5 separate regions of the Mus musculus genome follow, and regions 1, 3, 4 and 5 are each linked to region 2. Evidence: chromatin loops called from intact Hi-C (ENCODE). Cell type or tissue: gastrocnemius. All regions are shown on one strand.

Region 1 (5,000 bases), 260 kb before region 2:
AAGAGAGAGTCTCGACTGAAGATATAGATTTGACCCATGTTTGTGACAGAGCTCTGGGCTCTAGAGTATTAAATATGGGGCAAGGAGCCTTCAATGAGGTGTTAGGTGAGACTTTTGGTGAGGAGATGTGAACATCTATTTGCCCCAGATTGTGAATCAACTACCAATCAAAATAGCGATTCTGTCAATCCAACTTTGGAGAAGCTGTGAATTTTTTTTTGCGGGGGTTGGGGTTGGGGGTGGGGGTGGGTGGGTTACTTACAGAAATACAGATGAGATGTTACTTAAAGGAACAGGGATGGACTCAGAGCCAGCTGCATCCCCCAAAAGCCCACAGCAGCATGGGTGAAGATTCACTGAAGCTGTGGTCCTGAGGCTTTTAGACAACCTGCGCACAGCCTGCCAGGTCTGAGCTTCTCCTCCAGGCAGCTGGGCTGGTGGGAGAATCTCTTCTCTGAGCAGCTGTTTACGGCTCTCTCTCATAACCTTGGGAGGTGCTTTGTGAATCTTGTTAGTTCTAAGAATTTGCTGAGACTTATGAGTTGTTTACTTCCTAAGTCTCATGAGCTTCCCACTCCCTCCTGGAGGCAAGGTTTTAATACAACAGAGGATCAAGGCCAGCAACCACTAAGAGGAGAAGCCCGAAGCTGTAGCACCTTAGAAGCCAAAGTTTAAAAGGAAGAAATTACTATGTCAAATGCGATATTTCTGAAAACTTGAGGACAGAGCTTGTTGATTATTAGATTTTACATTAAATAACCATTTTTCATGTGAGGGATTCTATGTTTTCTGTGAAGTAAGAAACAGAGTCATTTTTGGATACAGTGGGGAAGAATTTGAGGAATGGTCGGGTACGATGTACTAAGAGCAGAGAGTTTAAAAAATATTTGGGAAGAAAGTGGAAATGTGAGTTGACCAGGAAAAAAGGTATAAAATTTCTGGGGAGCATGGAAGGGTTATTTGAGATGGACAAAAGGCAGCTGTAGCAGAGAAGACTATCAAGAGCAAAGAAAGTCTTTAAAAATTAAAATAATAACAGAAGATCTTTGTTTAAGACCTCAAAGACAGTTTCAAGATAAGAAAGAGCCGGATGCTGCCAGTCCAGGAGAGGCCACTTGGATCTCAGGGGAGTGTCACATAGCAATGTCCAGCTGTAAGAGATCACATAACTAGAGAATGCTGAACAAGCTTTCATCCCTACACAAAGAGCTTCCCCTGAAGCAGTCTGTCAGAGACTGAACCAGGTGACATTTGTTGTCCTGATGTTGCTTCCTAATTTCCTGGCTGGCCTCAAGGAGCATGTATATATGTGGCTAATATATTGCAAAGGAAATGTGGAATGAGACCCAGATGGGTGGGCCACTCATGTACTCTTGGCCTTTCACAGGATACTAGCAACAATAATATTGGATGCTTTATAAGCCCCATTCTATTACATATGTCCACTTATTGAGTGTCTAGCACAATGCTATGTGCTAGATACTGATGTTATGCTAACTTTACAAAAAGAAGAAACCAAGACTCAGACAAATTAAATAGTTATGGGCACAATGATATGAAGCAACAGAACCCCATTTCCAATCCACAGGTTTCTATGGTGACTGTTTTACCATGTATATGCCAGGTAATAATGTATCAAGTATTTTGCATGGACCATACCATTTTGTGGTATGGTTCTCAATGACAACACATTGGGCATTGAGAAATTTGCAATATGATAGATTTTTTGGAGGTGCATTGAAAAGCAGGAGGTGGAATCCGGTTGGAAGAAGTAGGCCACTAACATCCTGCACTTGAATCAATGGATCTTGACCCATGCTTCCTCTCTCCTGTCTTGCTTCCTGTCCAGTGTGAGGCAAATAGCCCCTGTTGCAAAGTTTGGATTGCCACGATGTACTGTGTCATCATAGACCCAGAATTATGGAGCCAATTATAGATGAACCCTCTAAACCATAAGCTAAAATAAATTCTTCCTTTTGGGAATTGTTTATGTCAAGTATTTTGTCACAGTAATAGACAGTCTGATTGTTACATCTCTCTAGTTCATAAAAAGCAAAGCATAGAAAGTTTACAACAGCAGAAAAATGGAAAATAGAGGTCAGCTGATTCAGGGCAGGTAAAATAACCAAAGCAAAGTGTCCCAAAGATAAATTGATAGGGGGTATTTTACCTTCCTCTGGTACTAATCTACTCCACTGTGGTTATCCCTGACCCCACAAAAGGAAGTACACAGATGGTCAGTCTGAGGTAGAACTGAGAGGCACCCCTAGTTGAAGGACAGAAAGGCTGAGGAGCTTAGATATTAGAGCAAACATAATTCACAACATTATGCAGGCAGTCCAGGCTGGGAGAAGGACAATTGCCTCAGGAGGCTGGTCACATGCTTTGGGAACTCTGATGTGGGTTGAAGGGTTAGGTCCCATTGGGAAGTGAGAAAACAGAACAGATAGTCCATGGTTTGGTTTGAGAGGAAGAGTTTGGAGGCGGTGGGCCGAGAAATGTTAAAGCCTGAGTGCTGTCCCAGAGCATGATCCGTGAGGTTGGGGACAAGGGCTTGGTAATGGAGACACAAGAGATCTGTGAGTTTGTGGCTTATGAGGATGGATCCATTGGAGGACTTCGGATTGCTCCAGAAGATGGCAGCATGTGAGAGTTGGAAACAAGGTGGTAGGCACATCTGTCCATGGTGGGGAACAGAACCTATGAAATGGTGGAACCAGCATGGGCATCCAGTGCCTGCTAAGGTGAGGAGAAGAGGCTTTCTTCATCTCCAAAGTCACTATGGTTGCCGTTAACATTTCAATAGTACTTAATAGTTTATCCAGCTAACTGATCTACTGCCTGCACTTAGGTACAGTATATTATCCGATTTTCTGATCTGAATTCCTTGGAAACATTTTGCTGGCTTGCACAAAACTTGAACAATTTTCAAAACCTATTTCAACATTACTCCCTTGGTACCTCACACGAAGAAACAATTCATCTTTTTCTCCATTCCTGCCCTTGTCTCCCACGAAAACAAACAAACTCCTAGCATCACATCCTCCTTCCCAGATGCCTGGCTTCAGGGAGCCCTTGGCCTTCAAGAACTGCAGGATAAAAAGCTTAATACTTCTTCCTACCACAGGAGGGCAGACTCTAACAAAAAAGGGGGAAATGGCTATTTACACTGTAATCTAACCAAAAAACGGTTAATGTGTGGCTAGATTTTTGTATGGTTTCTAGGCTTGGTGAGTTGACCACCCTTCTCAAGCCCATTCCACATTCTCTCCTGAAGTGTGAAGTGACTCTCCTTTCCCCCTCACCTCTTGAACTTCCTTCTTATCTCTCATACAAAGACTTACTGAGCATCTCCTCCTGGTGGGGTTGCCAGGACGCCTGCTTAAACCGAGTACCACACAGACAACACAATTTTAGTATGGTCGCGTCCCATGGTACTTAGGACATGTTTATGTGAAAACCATGACAGCTTACCTGGAATTCCATTTAACGACCATCCTATGTTTTTATTTGCTAAATCTGGCTAGTAAAAATTAGAGGGCTGGAGAGATGGCTCAGTGGTTAAGAGCACCGGCTGCTCTTCTGAAGGTACTGAGTTCAAATCCCAGCAACTACATGGTGGCTCACAACCATCCATAATGAGATCTGACACCCTCTTCTGGTGCATCTGAACACAGCTACAGTGTACTTAGATATAATAATAAATAAATCTTTTTTAAAAAAAATTAGAGCCAAGATTTAGCCTGGAAATGGACAGGGTGGGTCCCAGAGCTACCCAGTGTCGTTGAAGAAAATGACTAATATAGTGAGCAACACACTGTCAGAGACACAGGTACCAGAGGTGCAGGGCAGCAGGCTCAGCATGTGTGGTCTAGGAAGCCTGCCATAGCATTTTCATAGGTACTTCTTGCTCATTGACTCCATGTTTGATATCTCATTCTTTCAGCATTGGATATCCAGCTCAAGTGTTTCCTCCTCTGGGAAGCATATCATACTTATCACACTAAGTGGTTATTGTTATTATTTTGACAGAGCATCACTATGTAGCCCTGGCTGGCCTGGAACTCACAGTGATCCACCTGTTTCTGCATCCCAAGTGCTAGGAGTAAAAGGCATGCCCCACCATGCCTGACTTGAACACTACTTCTTGATTTGAATATAAAGTGCCCATCCCCTCATATGTTTGAATACTTGGACCATAGTTGGTGCTGGAGCTTTGGGAGGTCATGGGCTCTTCAGGATGTGGGGGCTAGATGGAGGAAGCAGATCAGTGAGAGATGGCTATAGGGTTTCTACTCTGGCCCCACTTTCTGTTGTCTCTGCTACTTGGTCCATCCCAAAGTGAGTAAGCGGTATCACATTCCTACAGTCACATCTGGGAGCTGATCTCGATGTTATCCCTTTTCCACAGACAATGGACTTACATTCCCTGAAGTCATGAGCAAGAATAAAACTTTCCTCCCTTATGCTGCTTCTCAGGAGGTGCTTAGACCACAATAATGAAGAAAGTAACTAACAGGCACTCCAGTTTGGATTTATGTCTTATCATTGTGAGGAACCCAAAGTCTGAGACTGTGTCTTGCTCTTGCTCATTTCCTCTTTGCTAAACTCAGCATTTGGCACATAATGAATACTCCAAATCAGTGATTTACCTTATGTGTATCATGCCTGATGCCTATCACAGAGGCCAGAAGATGGCTTGGGATCTCTTTGAAACTGGTGTTACAGATAGATGTTAGCTGCCATGTGGGTGCTAGGCATAGAACCTGGCTGCTCCTGAGAAACAGCCAGTGCTCTTCCCTGCTGAGCCATCTCTACAGGTCTTATATGCGCCATTTTAAAATGAACAATTGTTAACTCCAGAATTTGGAGACAGCAACTGAAGGTTTTGCTTTTTGTTTTTGCCTGTTTAGCTAACATATATACAAAGGGGTTAATCCAACTATCTCTAATATGTTTTCTTTCTTTCCTCCTTTCTTTCCTCCTTTCCTTCCTTCCTT
Region 2 (5,000 bases):
CACCTTGACCAGGCATTGCAACACGAATTTGGAATTGAGACCATGTGTGACCCTTATCCATTTATTTAATATCTAATCCTAGCAAACCATAAGCAGACTCAGTGCCTTTGTAGTTTTTCATGGCTATGACCACTTTCTGTGAGTTACCACAAGGGGAGGGCAAGCTCCCTGGCCAGCAGATAAAGAAGAGTTTTTCCAAAGGACATTGTACCTGAGGAATATAATGGCTTTTAACTTCCTTGCTTCTTTTGATTATATCAGTTGTTTTTGGGTTGTTTTCGCCAGGTGTGTTGTAGCTACTAAGTTGTTTTCTTTTTTTTTTTTTTCTTTAACTCTCTGTGATCCACATAATAGATGCTTTTCAGCTGAAGCCACCATTTCATTGAATATTGATACAGGGATTGGATCATTCAACCACATCTTTATTAAATGTCCTCTTAAGTGTCAGCGCTGTGAGGTAAATACCAAGTCAAGAAGATAGGAGTCCACAGGCTAGAGGGAACCCGGATGGATGAATGGCTATTTGCAATATGTTGTGATTAGCTCTGATAGGGTGCTGCTGGAACCAACCCGAAAGGACTGTGCCTACTTCTTCACGTCTGTTCTTCTACTTGAAAATCCATTAGCACATTCAGCCACTAAGTAGGCAACCTAGTTTTTGGAAACAGGATTAAGGGGGAGAATATTTACAACTGAGGTTCTGCTGAGATCCAGATAAATTTAGGCTCTGGGATGCCTGAGGCCATGATGGGAGGTAGGTTTACAACACCAATTCACAGCAGTGAAAGCTGGAGGAGGGTAAAGAATGGGAGAGAGCTATAGAAGCCATTCTACCCGAAGCAGGCAAAGATAAAAAAATTGCATTGCTCACCCGTCCACATGTGTGTGCCTTCAAGACTAAGAAGGTGCCTGACCCTGGCGTAGACTTGTGCATTTCTCCTAAGCTATATTTAGCTGTCAAGTCCTCAAATTTCTACATAGCAACTTACACACACGAGGAGGCCTCCTCTGTGCTTAGGGACATTCTCAGGCACTTACGTTTTGACTCTGGAATTCACAGACCCTGCTCTGGTGTGTGTTTTATTGCTTTCAGCTTATTTCCTGTTCTCTTGATTAAAAACTAAAAAGCTCTGTAGAAATGACAAGTTTAAAAAGGAGCAGACACCAAACATTGCTTACTGCTGTCCATTCTGCCCAGGTGAAGGGACTCCAGAGCAACTGGGAACAAAAGCACTAAATGGGGCCAGCTTTCTGCAATGTCTTGTTCAAAGAAAGAAAGAAGTGCTTGGGAGGCTTAGCTTTTCCCAGTGCTCTGTGGAGGTTTGTTTTTCCTGTTAAGTTTAGAACTGTTTATTTTTTTTTTCTTTCATTCTAATGTCTCTTGGGCAGATAGAGGAGAAACCTCCTGCATTAGCGTCATTTAAGTGATGCTAAAAGGGCTATCAGGGGGCAACTGAAAATGATCAGCTTCGACAGCTCAAGATGGACCAGCTCTTTCTTTTCACCTCCTGAGGGTTTAAACACTCTCAACTTTATTAACAAGAACTTGCTAGGACAAGTCTGCTAAGCTTATCTCGTTCCAAATGAACACTTTAATTCATCACCAGCTTACAGCGACTCTCTGAAGGTTTACAGAAGGAATACCATACAAAAAGCTCTCAGGGGTGCAAGGCAGTGATCTGGTACTGGCCCTAGACAGTGTTGGTTTTATACACAAATATATAAGCTATTTGTGTTGTGAGCAGTCAGGCAGTGGTGGCCTGAGGGGTTGTGCTAAAATGGAGTTCATAAAAAGATATCACCCAGGGTTCAGAGTTGTGGTATTTCTGAATGTGGTAACTTAGAAGAAAATTGTTGAAAAAAGTCTGCGTGGTATAAGGTTTGGTATATATTTAATAAAAGCATTAAACCTTTTAATTCCACAGAAGGGCATTGTTAAATGTATTTTTATCCATCATCTTAGCTAGAAATCTGAATAGTTTCAGACACTCATTAAGCCCTTAAATTTCTTAATAGAAATTTTAAACATATGCTCATATATGTTAACTGTAATAACTTTTCCTTGATACATTTTTGTGTGTTTGTACCTTTAATAGGTAACAAGGTGTTAAGTATTTTTTATTTAATTATGCTCTTTTTAAAAACCTCCCCAACTTATAATATGTGCAGTGTTTAATTAAAATGCATTTTTACTAAGTCATAATGAAAAATTTCTTGGAGAGGCAATCAGTTTTTAATGTCAGCTTACTTTGATGGCAGGGTGTGTGTGTGTGTGTGTGTGTGTATATGACTCTCCTGGTGTGTATGTTTTAACTCAAGCTAATCACAAACCAAAAGATTATCATTATCATTTTATTACATTACTCTAGTTAAAGAGAATACATCAAAAGAAAAAATGCATTTGGAAGTCCTTTGCATAATGGTCTTTTGTTGAAAAGAAACCTAGCTCCCTCCCTCCCCTAGTGTGTATAGAACAATTCAGGACCATTCTGGCAGCTGGCCATGGCGTCTGCCCTGGCGTTGGCAAGAACAGATGGTTTTGGGGTCTGTTGTTCACATTTGATTTCCATGTTACAAATTTTGAATGAAGTCTTTACTGAACCCTTTGTCCTGCAGTCTGCAGCTCTTCACATCAGGGGGCAGTTAGGCGCCGGTCCTGACATGCCAATTTGACACCAGAGTACTGCCCTTTATCAGAACTTGGATTCCCCTAGCTCTGGCCCTCTACTGGAAGGAAGCAGTAAGTGTGGGTATACTGCCCTCTGGTGTCCAGCTCGGGGAGCTGCCGAAGGCTGGAGTTCTGCATTCTAGGAACCCAGGGGAGAAAACTGCTTGCCTTGGCTTTCTGATCAGTTGGGAACAGCCTCTTTGAATGCCAGAGCCTTACCACAAAAGCTCCTGAGATGTGAATGGTACAATGTTTTAGGCTTTGAATGCTGGGAATGACTTTAATCTTAAGATCACGCTACCTTCCTTGGCTCATTTCAGACATATTAATTGAGCATGTACTATGTAATTTACTATATAACTTTTAATTCAGGATTTTTAAAAATTAGTCTATGCTAAGTACACAGTGCCCTGGCATGAAGCATATGACAGTGAAAAAAGAATGACAAAATCCCCAAATTATACTGGGTGGGGGATGGGGACAATCAGGAGGCCCTTGTAAGAAGCCACCAAGTCAGAAAGTAACAATAATGGCAATCTTAAACTTTTGCTAGGGCTCTGAAGAAAAAGAAAATTGGAGCTCAAGAGAGATGCTGTGTGGTAGTGATGGAATGATGAGAAAAAATAATTTCCAAGTGGTTTTGAGAAGTTAGGCTAGGGAGACAGAAAGGCCTGAAGTCTCCCAGGCCTTTTGTGGTGAGCATCAGATTATGATACATATTTCCTGATTCCAAAGCGAATATTCTTACTTCTGATATGAATCTAGGTAGAACAACCCAAGTCACTGCTCAGATGCTTCTGTGTATCGGGCAGATAGCTCAACCACAGCACAAACACAAATGACTTCCCTCTCGTTGATGATCTGAATAGAGAATTATGTGTCTGAAAAGTATCTTGTACATAGAAGTTCACAGTCACCCCTACGAGAGATTTTATTGTTTATATGTGCTATTAGATACTCTACTCTTTGGGCCTAGCTGATTGTGTGTTGGGGGAGGGGCATATGATGGCTATGCCTTAGGTTTCCAGAGAAGCTGCAGCATCCGATCACTTAGTGCTGGTCCATCTTGTTAGCTGCAGCAGGATGATGCCCCCAGTGTCTTCCTGGACTTCACTTTTGGGGTTAAGTAGAAGCTATCTTGGTTTGCATCGAAAGGATCCAAGCCAGGAGAACTCTATGGAGGGATGGCTTCTTTTGTTCACCAAATGACCATGGTGGTCAACACACTAGTAAACTGGAGCCCTCATGCACATGTCAGTGAGAACAGACATGCCCTTTGTGGAGAGCCCATTCCATCGACACTTTGCCATGCCTTTGGCCCGGTCAGCTTTTACTTCCCAACTTTCTTTGCATGAGGCTATCTATAGTGTTCTTACGACTTCTCTTCAGAAGAAAATAGCCTCTTTTCTTCATGCTTCCTTTTTGTGTAGCACTTCAAAGACTAGCTGGGAGAATGTCTCCCATTCACCTTTAAGGGTTAATTTCACCATTATATAATCAACTGTCATGCATAAGTGTGGGTTGTATCTAGGGAGTTTTTAAAAAATCAACATGTTTGAGACTATAGAGATAAATACATTTTATATATACTACAATCTCGTACTCTTCACTGTCTCAACCAATTTAGAGGACAGCACAGGAGACAATAAAATATGATGAGTATAATCCAGAGGTCAGTTTTCCCAGGGCCTCTTTGAGTGTAATCACTCTCCTGAGAAAACAATCACCTCCTCCTCTTTCACAAAAAGCCTGCTCCATATGGTTGGGGGAGGGGAAGAAGTTCCTTCTTTACCTTTGGCGCCTCCTGATCACCAGGACCTCTTTGCTGAAAAGTACTTTTCCTCCCCTTCATGGTTTTTAACTTTATTCTCATTCTTTCTCTCTATTTCTTTGTTTTTCCTTCTCCCACTTTCTGTCCTTAGCTGGTAAATTAGCCAGTGAGTCTGGAGTGAGGCGCTTGTTTGTTTGTTTGCCTCTGGGAGGACTGGTTTCCATTTCTTCCCTATCATTCAGCCAACTGACTCCTTGTCCATGGAGTCCTCTGGTTACCTTTTTCTGAGCCCTGGGTAGGGGGCGGGACAGGGGCTCCGCACTCGCTGACCTCATTTTGTTGCATGTCCTGGATCAGAACTCTTTTGGAAATTAGCCTTGGGGAGCTTTACAAAAAAAGAAAAAGTATTCAACAGGAGTTCCCCAAATTTTTAGCTGACTGAGAATTTCACCGGTTTTGGAAATTCTTCTGTTAAGTACTCCCTGCTCTTGTTCACTAAAGCCGAAGAAGAGCAAAATGATCCATTTGTGATGATTGAAAATGACAATCACTTATGTTTGT
Region 3 (5,000 bases), 200 kb before region 2:
GCTATTGAGCCTTGACGTATAGATGCTTCAAAGCAGCTTGTGAAAGGGCATTCTGTAGGGAGGGGATGTTTGAAGAGGTTATGGGAAGAATCAAAGAAGGGAAGAGGGAAGGGAACTAGCAGTGAAACTGCCTGTGAAACAGGATAAGCAAACAGATCCATGCAGAAAAGAAAAAGACATCATGGTATGCTGGTCAAGGAACTTGGCCTTAATAACATAGACTAGTGGTTGATAGCATGTCAGCTGCACATATATAGTCATTTAATCACCATAGCAATTGCATGAGGTAACTCATTTTACAGGTAAATAAAAGCATAGAACTAAAGTACTAAGTTACCCAGACAATAAGTGACAGAGCCAAAACCCAAGTCTGGAAGGTTCAAGGTAGTGTTCACACTCACAAGCACTATACATACCACACCATTGTTTCAAGCAGCAATTGAATACTATCCCAGAGCCAGCATTTTTGTTGTTGTTGTTGTTGTTATAGTTACCATTATTCTGCTATTCCCTGTTTCATGTGCAAGAATGTATTTTGAAATGTACTTTGATTCCCTTGGAATTCATCCTTGACCAGAAGCTAATCTTGCTGGGGTTTTTTCCCCTCTAAGACTGTCTAGTTGAGGACAATTGCTATCTCTACGTTCCTGAGCTAATTGTACAATTCAACCCTGATTACTAGGTAAGTGCATACTTTTGATGCTCTATGGGTTCTACTTGTCAGCACCTATTAACCTTGCAGAAGCCCAGAGAGTGCAGGGGGAGATAACGGAGGATGATTTAATGAGCTTGCTCTTGCCTGTGAAGGAAGGACTTCTTTGATCTGAATACACCAACCATTCCACAGGACCTTCTAGAACAGATTAGGGAAGACTGCAATATTGTTATAACAATATTGTTATAACTTATTGCAATAAGATTTTTCTAAAAAAAAATAGGAGCACGAAGGCAAATAAATAAATAAATAAATAAATAAATAAATAAATAAATAAATACAGTATATAATGAAGCCAGGTTTGGCTAATGCTCGCTTTTCAGAGGCCCATCTCATTGTAGGTCCTATTTCCACAAAATGCTATATTATCTTCACAACCTAAGACAAGAAGTTCTGAGTCTTCAGATGGCTGAGTCCCAGACAGCCAGACTTCCAGAGTGACAATCATTTGTTGTCCTGCTCATCCTAAGAGCTGCCATTTTGGTTTTAAATTTCCTGCCTTTGTGATGAGCTGGCTGATAATCTGGAATAACTACTGGGTTTCCAAGGAGATTTTAGCCATGCTTTACTCCCTCACTGTAGTTTGTATCTGTAACTGGAAATTGAGAATAATGTTAGAAAAATAACACAACCCCATTGTGTAAAACACATATACAGTGAGGTGGAGGCTTCTGAGAACATCTTCCGGTAGTTTTCAGGTTCCCTTCTTTTCTGATTCCATTTCTTTCTTTCTTTTCTTTCTTTTTTTTTTTTTTGAGATAAGGCCTCATCTGTCCTGGGCTAGCTTCAATTCTCTATGTAGCCAAGGATGAACTTGGACTTCTGATCCTTACACCTCTGCCTCCTGGGTACTGGGCATGACAGCACATTGTGGTGCTTGGAACCAAACCCAGAGCTTCAGCATGCTAGGCAGGAGTTCTGTCGACTGAATTAGATCCAGACCCCTGTCCTTTTCAAATAGTCTAGTTCCTATGCCTTCCCTATGAATAACACCCCTAGTTATAGATGTGCCAAAGCATTGATTGAACCTCTACTTAGTATTATGCTAATAGATTGCCTTTAGGCCAGAGCATTGTTATGTTCTGGGATCTGCTTTATTTTATTTTATTGTGATGTTCGTTCTTTGACTTAAAACTTTGTTAAATTGGGGCTGGAGAGATGGTTTAGTGGTTAAGAGCACTGACTGCTCTTCCGGAGGTCCTGAGTTCAAATCCCAAACCACACGGTGGCTCACAACCATCTGTAATGGGATCCGATGTCCTCTTCTGGTGTGGCTGAAGGCAGTGACAGTGTACTTACATATAATAAATAGATAAATCTTTTTTTTAAAAAAAAACTTTGTTAAATTGTATTTGCTAGTATTGGTGCTAATTAAAAAATTACATACACACAGATGTATGTGCATCTGTGTCCATGAGTACAATTGCCTATAGAGTTCAGAAGAGAGTGTCAGATCCTCTGGAACTAGAGCACTGTAGACCACATGTAGAGGTCAAAGGACAACTTTCAGGAATCAATTCTCTCCTTCCACCAAATGGGATCTGGAGACTGAATTTAGGTCCTTAGGCTCGGCAGGAGGTGTCCAGCCCAGGAGCTAACATTTTGATATATAAACTATCATTTAGTTGATACTGTCCTTTGGGTTTTTATTTGTTGATTTTTATTTGATTTTGCCTTCATCAGGTTTTGAAGCCATGGTCATGTTTGTGTCATGGAATGAACCAGAGACATCCTATATTTTTCTCTGATTTCTTCTTTGAAAGTTTGGAAATACCTATTCTTAGTTTTAGAGACCTTGGGTGACAAGTTCCTCAATTTATACATTGCTTATTAATTTATTCTGATTTTCTGCAGTGTGAATTTTATATCTTGTAAAATAAAGCATCTACTGCAGTGTATTTTAAAAATTTATTAGCATACAATTGTGAACAGCATTTCCTTTCTATTAAAATTTCTGTTTATACTGGCTGCTACATCTTCTTTCCCATTTCTAATTTTATGTGTGTTTTTCTTACATAGGTTTTCTGGAGTTTAATCTATTTTATTAGTCCTTTCAAACAACCAGTTCTTGAATTTATTTATTAATTCTACTGTTTTTACATCCTCCAGTTTATTTACTTTTGCTTTTATCTTTATTATTTCCTTTCTCCTACTTTCCTGTGCTATATTTTTGCTCTTTTTTGCAAAAAACTCCCAAGCTCCATGTCCGCTTGTTTTACTGGCCTTAAATTTTAATAAGGAGAGGTAAAGACCACGCCATTGTGAAAAGTCTTCTTTTTCTTTTTTTGAGCTACTTAGCTACGGGGAGAAGTGGAAGCTAATCCAAAAGCAGGCAGAGTATGGCCTAGAATGTTCCTCCACAATAGGTCCCTGGAGACAATATTTTCCACAGAGTGTTTCTCCACAGAGGGGCAGTAGGGAGTCAGAAGTGTTCGGAAAGGTGCGCGCCTTTTAAGCTGGGCCTTCCCTCCAAAGCTGGTCTGCTGCTGCTGCAGCCTGGAATTCTTGCTCCCTTGTGTTTGTTTTTTTCCTAAGGCTCGCTTTCCTTCCTGTTCGTCGTAGTTTAGCAAATCCAACTACCCACCCAGACTGTGATCTTAACTAAGTTTGCCCGAATCCTTTCAGGGCTGCATCAGAAGCCCGTGAATTTTCACCTTAAACTGGGATGTTGGTGTTGTCTTTGTCCTTACTCTTCCGTTCTCTCATCCGACTCAAAAGTTTGGGGATCTGAGGCCTAAGGCACAGGCACAGATTGTCTCATGGCCCCAGGAGGAGTTGATGGAGAGGGCTTGCATGCTGAAACTGTTTCTGAGCTGTGTAGGGAGGAAGAGGAGGGAGGAAAGGAGAGGGGGAAATGGTAAAATATGAGGGTCGGCTGCAAAGCAAAGGAGTCCCAGGAGAAGAGAATGCAGATGCCTGGAAAACCCAGGCTTCTCTCCCGGCAAGGCTCTGCTTCTGAGCATTCCCTCTGGAAAACGTATTTCCCTCCCACTCTGGCTCTTTCTCATAAATCAATAGGGGGCAGCAGTCTCAGTCCTCAGTGTAGGTACATTCGGAGAGGCCCTTTGTGTGTGGACAGGCATCACGTACAATCCTTCACTTCCTGACAACCCCTCCCCCACCTTTGTGGTTTCTAGCCCGGCTGTCTGGAGCGAACTTCTGCCTTTTCTCATGGTTGGCCTTCTTTCTCATCATGTAATCTCACTATCTTTTCCATCACTTTGGTCTCGGCTCCTTCTTCAAGAAATCTTCCCTGATTTCTTTTGCCTAACAAAGCACTGCTTCCTGGGACTCCAAGGGAATTTGTTGCTCTTTTAGGAGTGTGCTTGCAGGGGAATGGAATCCAGAGCCCCATGCAGCTAAGCACACATCCTACCACCGATCCATGGCCCCAACCTCACGAACTAGTCTTGATGTCATTTTCTTTTTTATGTTAATATTAATTTTTTTCTACTTAAAAAGTTGTGCATGTAGCTAAGCATGATTTTTTAATCCCAGCATGACAACAACACCACACACACACACACACACACACACACACACACACACACACAAAATGTGCATGGGTGGTGGAGGAAGATGCTCTATAGGGTACTCGTGGAGGTCAGAGGACAACTTGATGTAATAGTTTCCCTCCTACCATGGAGGTCCTAGGCCATCAGGTTTACTGGCAAGTGCATTTACTCACTAGGCCATCTCACCAGCCCCTTGTGATCTGAGCTCTTTTTTTTTTCCTCTTTCCCCCTATAGAAAACATTTCCTGGGTGGCAGTGGCAGATGCACACCTTTAATCCCAGCACTCAGGAGGCAGAGGCAGGAGGATCTCTGTGAATTCAAAGAAAGCCTGTTCCACAGAGCAAGAGCAAGTTCCAGGACAGTCTGGAGAGAGAGAGAGAGAGAGAGAGAGAGAGAGAGAGAGAGAGAGAGAGAAGAAGAAGAAGAAGAAGAAGAAGAAGAAGAAGAAGAAGAAGGAAGAAGAAGAAGAAAAAAATATGTTTTACTAATTTGTTTCCTTTATCTAGCTATAAGCTATGCTGCAAGTCTAGGCTCAACACAGAACATACACTCAATAAAACTGTCTTTGAAAGAATACATGAGTCAACATGGCCGTCACTGTGGTAGTTGCTTGTGGAACAAACCCATTGCAAGCTCGTAATTCTCTAAGAGTGAAAGATAGCTAACTGAATAATTAAAGAATGTAAGGCATATATATTCTGAGTCACTAGAGATGCTGTCTTCACAGGACTTGTTTCAAACCCCAACCCTACTGTTCCCGAGTTGCATG
Region 4 (5,000 bases), 480 kb before region 2:
AAATATCCCATTAAGAATAGAAAAATAGAAGCCGGGCGGTGGTGGTGCACGCCTTTAATCCCAGCACTCAGGAGGCAGAGACAGGCAGATTTCTGAGTTTGAGGCCAGCCTGGTCTACAAAGTGAGTTCCAGGACAGCCAGGGCTCTACAGAGAAACCCTGTCTCAAAAAAAATAATAATAATAATAGAAAAAGAGTATAATTTTTAAGAACACTACTTAATACCACACATAGCTACCACACTAGGTAATGCAAAGAAAGAACATCAAAGAAAATTCCACCTGTGCGTGCATGTGTGTGTGTGTGTGTGTGTGTGTGTGTGTGTGTGTGTGTGTTTGTGTGTGTAAAGATGGGTATGCATCATTACAGATGTGTGAAAATCCACAGTATGTTTCACATAACCATTGAACCTTTATAAAATGTAGGGAGTTCAGGTGATAATCATGTATCCGTGTTGTATCACAGACTGAAACAAATGCACTGCTTTACTCTATATTGTTGAGTGCTAAGGAGACTCTACATGTTCACAGGGGATTTTTATGAACTTAGAACTACCTAATCAGGGGCTAGAAAGATGGCTTAGCAGTTTAGACCACCTCTTGCAGAGGACTTGGATTCAATTTCCAGCATCCATATAGAAATTCACAACCGTACATAACTTCAGTTCCAAGGCCTTCAATGCTATCTTTTTGCTTGTCTAGTGGCAAGGATCCAGAGGCTCCAATGATTTCTTCTGGCCTCTGTGGGCACACTTCTCTCCCCAAAGCCTTCTCTGAAATCACGAATGGCTCTATAGTCATTGAGCCAGTGGATGCTTTCTCAAGAACAAAACTAACCATTCAGTTCCTTCTGGGATTACACTCCACCTTTCTTCGACCCTACAGCTTTAACACTAAGCTGACTTTCCTCCTTCTCTCTACCCACGTCCCCTCTGCCTTTGCAGGCCCATCCTTCAACCATTAACAGCCTTCAAGACTCAGTCTTAGGCCTTCATCTCCTCCGAGCTTTCTCTATAGGCAACTTTTCCTCTACTGTCTGAGATATACTGACCAACAGTGGCAAATTCTTATCATTAGCCAAGGTCTCTATTCAGAAAACTAGAGTGATATTAACCCACCCATCCACTTAGCTGATACCCTACATGGATAAGGCGTAATATATCTCAGACTTGACCTTCCAAAGTTTAACTCATTAACTCTCTTCATAAGCCTTTTCCAAGTCTAACACTGCCTACTTAAATAGCATCATTCAGTAACTGACTCAAGTATATCAAAAACCTTGGTGTCATTTCTGATACCTCTGTCTCATTCGGATACTAGATTTAACCTCCCAAGTTTTATTTCCAAAACAGATGACATGAGTTTCAGGCATTTAATATGAAATAATATTTTACTTAGGGTTGGAAAATTAAATTGCTTTATTATAAAACTATTCTTGAATTTAGTGCTTCATAACACTTCATGTTGCATAAGGCTAACATGACAGATTAGTATCAGAAATATTGAGCTACAGATAGTAAATGCTAAAGAAACTGTCACAGGTATCAAGTCCTTTGCCCTAGAGACCAATGAAGTATAGTTCTTGGAGAATGCCTGAAATAAAATCCTTTAACTCCCCATCATAAATTACCATCATAAAGTAGAACACATTTCCCATCAGAACAAATCTTAGCTGTTTCTGACAAAGTACTCAATAAAAAATAAATTTGAGCTAAAAAGCCAAATTCTCTAAATATAAATAATGCCAACACTGGGGCTGGAGAGCTGTCTGTCTCATTGGTTCAAAGCACTGACTCTCTTCCCAGCACCCACACAGCAGCTCATAACTCAAGAACTCTAGCTACAGGGGATCCTGAGCCGCCTTCTGATCTTCTCCATGGACAGTAGGCATGCATGCAGTACACAGATGTACATGCAGGACATAATTATGAAAATATATCTTCAAAAACTGCAATACATGAAGATTATGCCTCAAATTCCAGAATGTAAGTATAAACACACACTATATTCCAAGGAAACAAAAGGGACCAATATTCTACAGAAGTAGACCATGAACCAAAATCAGGCCAATTTGAAGTTGCTTGTAAAATATGAAGTAGAATTAGAACACTCTCACTAAGCAAAAGGCACTCAAAATCATTTTGGTTGCGTCTTTGAGAGGATTCAGGCAGAAAAGGGCACTTGCTAAGGCTGAAGACATGAATTCAATCCTGAGTTACACATGATAGGAGAAAACTGACTCCCACAAGTTAGTTTCTGTCTGTCTGTCTGTCTGCCCCCCCCCCTCTCTCTCACACACACACACGCTCGTACACTAAATAAATGTTTAAAAAACCTAATTTTTAATCATCATTCCTTATACAGTATGCACTGCAGTGGCTCTTCTCTACCACTAGATGGCAGTATTGGCTTCAGAAGCCTAGAAAGTAAAATAGAAGCCAGCTATGTTAATCAGTATATATTAATCATCTTTAAGTATTTCAAGTATCTAGTTCCAGTATACTCATATACTTGTATTAATCAGATCATGAATCTTAATCCTCAGCTATTAACATAGATGGCCACTCTAATCATAAAAGGGCACTGCATAAATACATCGTTAACATCTTGAAGTAATGGAATATAGAAAAGCTTGCCTACAATAGTTATTCCTTGCAGTGGCTCTTTCGTCCTTTTTAAATGTAGTGTTGGAGTTAGAACCCAGAGCATCATGCATGCCAAGCAAGCCACCTACCACTGAGACACACTACTAGTCCCTACTTAGAACTTTTCACAAAAGATGTTAAATTCACTTCTAGAATTAAGTGAGGAAAAACTAGGAAAATAGTTATATGGGCTTTTCAATCACACTCTATCACCTCCAAGTATTTTGTTCTTATTGCTTATCCAGTCTATTTCCAATAAGGCCTGAAGAGGGGGCTGGATCCCTGGAGTTGGAGTCACAGGCAGATGGAGGGGCCTGATGTGAATGCTAGGAACCAAACTTTAGTTCTCTACAATAGCATCAAATGCTTAATCTCCAGCCCTATACTCTTTCTAAAAAACAGCACAAAAATGTTTTTTAAAATTCAATTATTATTTCTGTACATGTATGTCTACTCAATATTCAATGTTGAGTTGAATTAATATTCAACTATTATCTGTACATATTTGTAGAATACAGCACAATAACTCAATTCATGTATACAATGTGTTATGACCAAATCATGGTTAGCATGTATATCTACTAAATCATTTCATTTAAATATCTTAATTAACATATAATAAGTATGATGTATATACAGTACAGGGATATTTTAATACATGTGTATGATGACTATATTTTGAACCAGCAGTCACAAGTATTTGTATTAATGTGGACTTCAGATGTGAAAATAGTACAATTTTCTATTATGAAAGCAAATTATAAGAGATCAAAAGGGGAACCAGTTTTAATATTTACACCAGGAATCAAATTAGGTACATCAATTTTCTAAAGATTTATTTTATTATTCACATGTGTGTTTGTGCGTGTGTCTGTGTGTCTGTGTTTTAGGAATATATGAGTATAGGTACTCATAGAAGCCAAAGACATCAGACCTCAAGAGCTGCCCAGTATCGGAGTCAGGAACTTATTTCAGATATTTTACAAGATGGCTATATATCTCTCTAACCCCTAGCTTAGTCTTTAAAAAGATCAAACTTCCAAAGCCCAGTATGGTGGCACACGCCTTTAATCCTAGCACTTTTGGGAAGCAGAGGCAGGTGAATCGCTGTGAGTTCAGGCCATCCTGTTCTGTATAGTATGTTCCAGGCCAGCCCAGGCTAAATAATAGAGACCCTGTCTCAAAAGGATCAATTTCCTAAAACATCTGTATCTGATCTATTTTAATTTTGAACAGAACAGTCTTTGAAGCTAAAAAAAAAATTAAAGATTGAGTCAAATTTAAATGAAAACATAGGATAATCCGAGATTGAATCTAACCCATTTTATACTGCTACTAAATTTACCAAAACCATCTATTCTTCGAATAGGTTTGATGTGGAGCTAGAGAGGTGGCTCAGTGTGCTGGTGGAAGAGCACTAGCTGGTCTTCAAAGAACCTATGTTTGATTACCAGCAACCACATGACAGCTTACAACCATCTGTAACTCCAGTTCCCTATGAACTTCATGGGCACCTGACATGCTCATGGGCACCTGACATGCTCATGGTACACAGACATACCCGCAGGCAAAACACTCACATAATTCAAATAGAATAAAAATTTAAAAATTAAAAAAAACACGTTTGATCCAACTTGGCTAACACTATATAAATATTATTAAACTAGTTTTATAAATTTAAGTGGAAACAAACTATAAAATAACTTGATAAGCTTCTATTTTAAATTTAGTTACTTACAAACTTTTGCTTTCTAGAAAAAAAACATAGTATGTCTCCACTTATTTCTCAGTGGGGGATTTGTTTTTACATTCCCAGTAGATACACAAAATCATGAATAATACTAAATGTGGTTTTCCCTACACATGCCTACACATTATAAAGCCTGACTTATAAATTGGACACAGTAAGACATCAATAAAGCATAATATATTATAATCAAACTGATTTGAAACTTGTTTCTTTTTGGAAACTTCCATTTTTGGATCATGACAGCTCATGATGCAATGAGCTGAACCATGGAATAAGTGAACCATGAAAAGCAAAAGCAGAGATGGGGTGTTGACATTTCACCAGAGTGCACGCTGATCCAAAGTGCACTAGGATTCCTAGGCTCACACTGTAATAGCTATTGGGAGCAAGAATCCAATAACCACCTGTGGAGAAACATGTCACCTCTACCACAGTTTCTTCCTAATATGACATGAGTTTTCAGTATATTCATAAGATTTCTGGGGCATTTTTTTCTTTAAAAATTTAGCTCTTTTTGACTATTTACATTGGACTGATGTAATAACATCTCCAATTATAAAGATATTGAATAATAAGACCTATCATAAGGAAAAACTTAGTAGAGGAC
Region 5 (5,000 bases), 240 kb before region 2:
AGGACTGTAAAACAGGCTTTTTGAGGTGTGTGTGTGTGTGTGTGTGTGTGTGTGTGTGTGTGTGTGTTATTCTTAGTTTGGCAATTCTCCTAAAAGTTGTTAGTTTTCAAAAGAAAGAAAAAGCTATTTGGGCTTACCTTGTCAACTTGTCTCAAAGCCTTAGCAATCTAGAGACTGTCACTGGGCATTTCAAGGCAAGTAGTTACGGAAGTGACCAGGTGAATCACCTGTGATAAATCGACCTAAGCAGATTTCCTTCACAGAGTTCTTAAATTTCTTCCTCTGGGTCATGCTGAGGAATTTCTAGAGTCTTAAAGTGACAAAATACTACGCAGAAACCACTTCAGTGATGGACAGTTTATTTAAACTCTTGGTTTAGGGCATTTCAGCTCATTGTACCATGGAAGGCCTAACAGAATGGCTTCATCTATGGCAACAGAAGCCCATGGTGGCAGACCAGGAAATTGAAAATGAGGCAGATCTGTCTGTGACAGGGCAAATATTAATCCATCTTGTCTCAGCTGAAGCTATCTTTGATTTAACCTGAAACTGACCCCCTTTTTCTATCTCCACTGTGCAAAGTTCCTGGGAAAGTACCCAACCCTGTTCTCCAATCTTGGCATTGAAATGTTCCAACTAGTTGCATGTTTTCAGCTTCTGTTAAGCTGCTTGCTGACTTGACTTCCCCCAGATGCTGGCAACCAGGATATAGTTTTTCCTGTCCGCTGCCTTTAAAAGCTCCTTGTAAAATGCATTTGAAACTGCTCTGTGAGAAGTGTTTCTCTCCAGGCTTAATACAACTTCTTAATTCAGACTTTGGTCAGGCTGAGTGGTCCTTGGGTCTCTACCCTGCAAGACCCTTAAGAACCTACTTCTATCAACATGCAATGGGATATTCCAGTACAGCATCTTTAACTTTAACTTAGGATTCATAAAAAAAGCCCATTAGGGCCTGGTGAGATGGCTTAGTATGTGAAGTGCTTGCTGTGCAAGTATGAGACACAAGTTTGGACCCTAAGCACTCATGTAAGTGATGGAGAGGTGTGGTGGTCTGCCTGTAATCTTTGTATTCAAGAGGCAGAGACAGTGGATCCCTGGGGCTAGCTGACTACCTAGATTAGTTAAAATCCTTGGGCTTCTGGTTCAGCAAAAGACTGCTTCAATAAGTGGAGAGTGAAAAAGAAAGACACCCAGTGCCACCTCTGGCCTGTACACTCTGGACACACAAATGCATCACTATTCACATGTACAGCTCACAGGAAGACAAATGCATGTATATCACTCTCTCTCTCTCTCTCTCTCTCTCTCTCTCTCTCTCTCACACACACACACACACACACACACACACACACACACACATTAGCACGCATGTTCATGCACATGCCCAGGCCAAAACACCAGTCAGAAAGGCCACAGATAGCCTGATTCCTTTTACATGTAATGTCTAGCATAAGAAAATCTATAGAGGGCCGGAGAGATGGCTCATCAGTTAAGAGCACTGACTGCTCTTCCAGAGGTTCAGAGTTCAATTTCCAGCAACCACATGGTGGCTCACAACCATCTGTAATGGGATCCAATGCTCTTTTCTGGTGTGTCTGAAGACACCTACAGTGTGCTCATAGACATAAATTTTTTTTAAAAAAAGAAAGGAAATCTGTAGAGGCAGACAGTGGCATTTCCTTTGGGGTGAAATATTCTGGCATTAAGTAGTTAAACTAGTTGCTTAGTTTTGGAAACTTTAGTTTTTGGAACTTGAAAAATGGTGAATGTTTTGGTTTGTGAATTACATCTCAATAAAAACAAATCTTAGATCTAAAACAATGCTTGTCTTTTCTTTTAAGCAAATATAAAGAGGTGTTCTCACAAATAGCATACAGTTCCAGGACTGACATCAGGGCTGAAATGAGAATGCATGCCACTTCTTTGGGTTACCAGTAGGAGGCAGAAAGAGGTTGTGTCTTAACCTCATCCTTCTTTCTACAAACAAAATTCAAAGCAGACAGCCGATGGAATTTTCTTTTAGCGGATGCTTAAATATTGTTTACAGAGTTGTCATTCTTCTCAAGCAAGGAAGATGTGTAACTCTCTTCAAAATAATTTTGTGTGCTTCAGATGTGTTTTAAAATATCCAATTTTAAAAATGAGAAAGTTACTTTAAGCAGCTGCAATTATTGACAATGGCCAGTTTCTTGCATATTTCAGTATTATCACTGCATGTTAAAGGTTGATTACTTGAGGGAATAGCACAGAGAGGGGAGAAGAGGAGCTTCCTCCATAGAATCATCGTTTCCCAGGTAACAGTTTTCTGAGTTTAGAAAAAACGATTGCATAATTTTTGGCTGTTAGAGAGAAAGCAGAGAAATGCTGGATTCATTCTCTCTCTCTCTCTCTCTCTCTCTCTCTCTCTCTCTCTCTCTGTGTGTGTATGTGTATGTATGTATGTATGTATGTATGTATGTATGTATGTGTGTGTCCCTACATCCTTAGGCTTTGGTGACATGTACCTTTACCTCCTGATTCATCTTGCTGACCCCCTTTTCCTTTGATAGTTGATTTCTAGGCTGTAGCTAGCTGGGAGTTACAGAGACATGTGAATAGCTATCTGGTAAAATGTGCCTTCTTCTTTAAAGAATTACGATACAAAGAAGTGGTAATAAAAGTATTTTGGATCGCTTCACCTCTGGGAACACTTAAATGAGGACTCACTAAAGAGAAAACAGAACACACACACCCAACACTGTAATTAGACTATTCGTTCTTGCTGTACCTTATTGTTTGAGTGAGCCACTACAGGGGCTCAGCAGGAGAACTCAACATGGGCCCACCTGAGACCACTGTGGTGAGGGAAGGCGAGAAAAAGGGCTGAGAAGTACAGGGCTATCTTTCAGAAGCTGACAGTGTTTTCCTCTGTTTACACAAAGCCTGAGCTACTTCTATGTGAAGACTACATCGAAGACTCTTAATTCTTCACCTTAAAATACACAGGGGTTATAATGAAAGTCCACAGAAGGGCATTTTCAAAAATCAAGCCAATAGAGAAAATTTCTGTATGAGGCTATTATAATCCATGAATAATGCCATATGCTTTTTCAAATAGAAAACAAATGAAGGCTATGAAGTGTTATTATAAAAGCTTTAATTACTTTAATTCCTTGGACTTTCTCTTTCCTATACATTTTTTCCCCTTGTCTCCACATCTAGAATTCTGCCTTGTTTCCCTGGGTTTGCCCTCCTGTTTCTCAAGATGCGATGAACTGATAATTAGCACTTGTGGTTCTTAGAGTTAATTGTCAACTTGACAGAACCTTCCATCATTTGGGACATGAGCCTCTGGACATGACGGTGGGAGATTATTTGGATTCCGTTAGTTAAGGTTGGAAGAGTTGCCCACTGTGGGCAGCAACAAGCCCTGGTTGGGAACATGGACTCTGTTAATGGGGGAGGGGAAATCAGCAGCAGCTGTGGACACAAGTGAGTAGCGGATTCAAGTCCTGAGACTTTGACTTCCTTGCCATGGTGGACTGTATCTTGAACTGTGAGCTAAAATAAACTATTCTGTCCTTAACTTACTTTTCACCTCTCACTACCCAGACAGACCCTTTTAATAAGCTGAACTGATGTCAGCATAAAGACTCCAAGCTGTCTTGACATTTGGGCTGGTCCTTTAAGTTGTTAACCCACTTTCAGATGGAGTATTGCAGCTCATAGGGTTCCATTAACTGGAGCTTCACTATTTACAAGGCAGTAAATTGGCACTTCAGGCATGATGGTGCATACCTGTAATCTCAGCATGCCCAAACCTGAAGCAGGAAGGTTGCTGCAAGTTCAAAGCTAGTCTGAGTTATATAGTGAATTCAATGACAGCTTTGGTTCTATAGCAAAATTCTGTCTCAAAAAAAAAAAAATCAGTGCAAACAGTATTATCAAGAGAGTAAGAAGACACAGAATGGGAAACATATCTGCAATTCACTAATCTAATAACAGTTCACTATCCTGAATATATAAAGAGTTTCTATAGCTCCATAACAAAAGACAAATATTCCAATTAAAAACTGGCAAATGATTTGAATAGGTATTTCTCTAAAGATAAGCTACAATGACCATTAAACACATGGGAGAATTGTTCAACATCACGAGTCACTGGGGAAATACAAATTCAAAATACAACGAGACACTGCTTCGCAGTCACAAGAATGATTATAATGAGAAAACACTAGAAGTTTAAGCCCACATACATTGCTATTTAGAATAGAAAATTGTATATTCTCTTTGGCAATTCTTTAAGAAGGGGAGCAGAATGTTGCTGTAGGACCCAGCAATCTCATTCCTGGAGATATTGAAAATACTCAATCATATTGAAACTTTAGGTCCAGATCTAGAGAGATAATTCAGTTGATAACATGCATCTCACATAAGCACAAGGACCTGAACTCAACTCCCAGTGCCCGCATAAAAAGATCTGGGGAGAGGTATGAATGGAGGGATGGTTTAGTGGTTAAAGACATGTACTGCTCTTGCAGAGAAACTGGGGTTAGGGTCCCAGAATGTATGTGATGGCTCACAAACATCCTTAATTCCAGTTGCAGTGGGTCTAATGCCCTCTTCTGACCTCCATGGGTACCAGGTACACTCAAACACATGCAGGTATACACTCATACACATAAAATAAAAATAAACGAGTCTTTCAAAGAAAAGGTCAGGCTTGATGCAACATGTTTATAATTCCAGTGCTGAGGAAACAGACAGGTAGGTCTCTTAGCCTCACTGGCCAAGTATACAGCCTAGCCTACTCAGTGAGTTCCAGGCTAATGAGAGGCCACATCTGAAAAAATAACTTGGATGACTCTTATTGTTGATCTCTAGCTTCCACATGTATGCACTCACTCACACACACACACACACACACACACACACACACAGAGTTGTATAGAACAGCCTAAGTCCAAAGGAAAATGTGTAGTGTACATGGGCATCTGTAACAGGTTGTTCATAAAGCTAAA

What was found. Hi-C counts contacts between places; a loop is a spot of excess contacts. Peaks named below come from ENCODE experiments on the same cell type or tissue, not always from the same donor. Only the 100,000 strongest peaks of a DNase experiment are listed, where the experiment ranks them.
Region 1: a loop joins it to region 2, with 11 times the contacts of the local background. A loop is called at or near these places in 19 of 42 quality-filtered maps.
Region 3: it touches region 2 in a loop (8-fold over the local background); 15 of 42 quality-filtered maps call a loop at or near these places.
Region 4: it touches region 2 in a loop (4-fold over the local background); 7 of 42 quality-filtered maps call a loop at or near these places.
Region 5: a loop joins it to region 2, with 4 times the contacts of the local background. A loop is called at or near these places in 5 of 42 quality-filtered maps.

What each region holds. Positions count from the first base shown.
Region 1 is chrX:52,715,802-52,720,801 of GRCm38, reverse strand. No RefSeq gene overlaps it. Among named protein-coding and RNA genes, the nearest start is that of Mir363, 23 kb to the left of the region's middle. In gastrocnemius, a CTCF peak has its summit at 3,123 (motif pointing right); no DNase peak of the experiment used is centred here.
Region 2 is chrX:52,451,268-52,456,267 of GRCm38, reverse strand. All of the region lies in intron 2 of Gpc3 (glypican 3), which reads left to right. Among named protein-coding and RNA genes, the nearest start is that of Mir717, 31 kb to the right of the region's middle. In gastrocnemius, no CTCF peak of the experiment used is centred here; DNase peaks (open chromatin) are centred at 2,543 and 2,713; H3K4me3 peaks cover 268 bases; H3K27ac peaks cover 910 bases.
Region 3 is chrX:52,650,341-52,655,340 of GRCm38, reverse strand. No RefSeq gene overlaps it. Among named protein-coding and RNA genes, the nearest start is that of Gpc3, 39 kb to the right of the region's middle. In gastrocnemius, a CTCF peak has its summit at 3,121; DNase peaks (open chromatin) are centred at 3,150 and 3,810.
Region 4 is chrX:52,932,086-52,937,085 of GRCm38, reverse strand. All of the region lies in intron 5 of Phf6 (PHD finger protein 6), which reads right to left. Among named protein-coding and RNA genes, the nearest start is that of Phf6, 22 kb to the right of the region's middle. In gastrocnemius, a CTCF peak has its summit at 2,401 (motif pointing right); no DNase peak of the experiment used is centred here.
Region 5 is chrX:52,691,546-52,696,545 of GRCm38, reverse strand. No RefSeq gene overlaps it. Among named protein-coding and RNA genes, the nearest start is that of Mir363, 48 kb to the left of the region's middle. In gastrocnemius, a CTCF peak has its summit at 1,935 (motif pointing right); no DNase peak of the experiment used is centred here.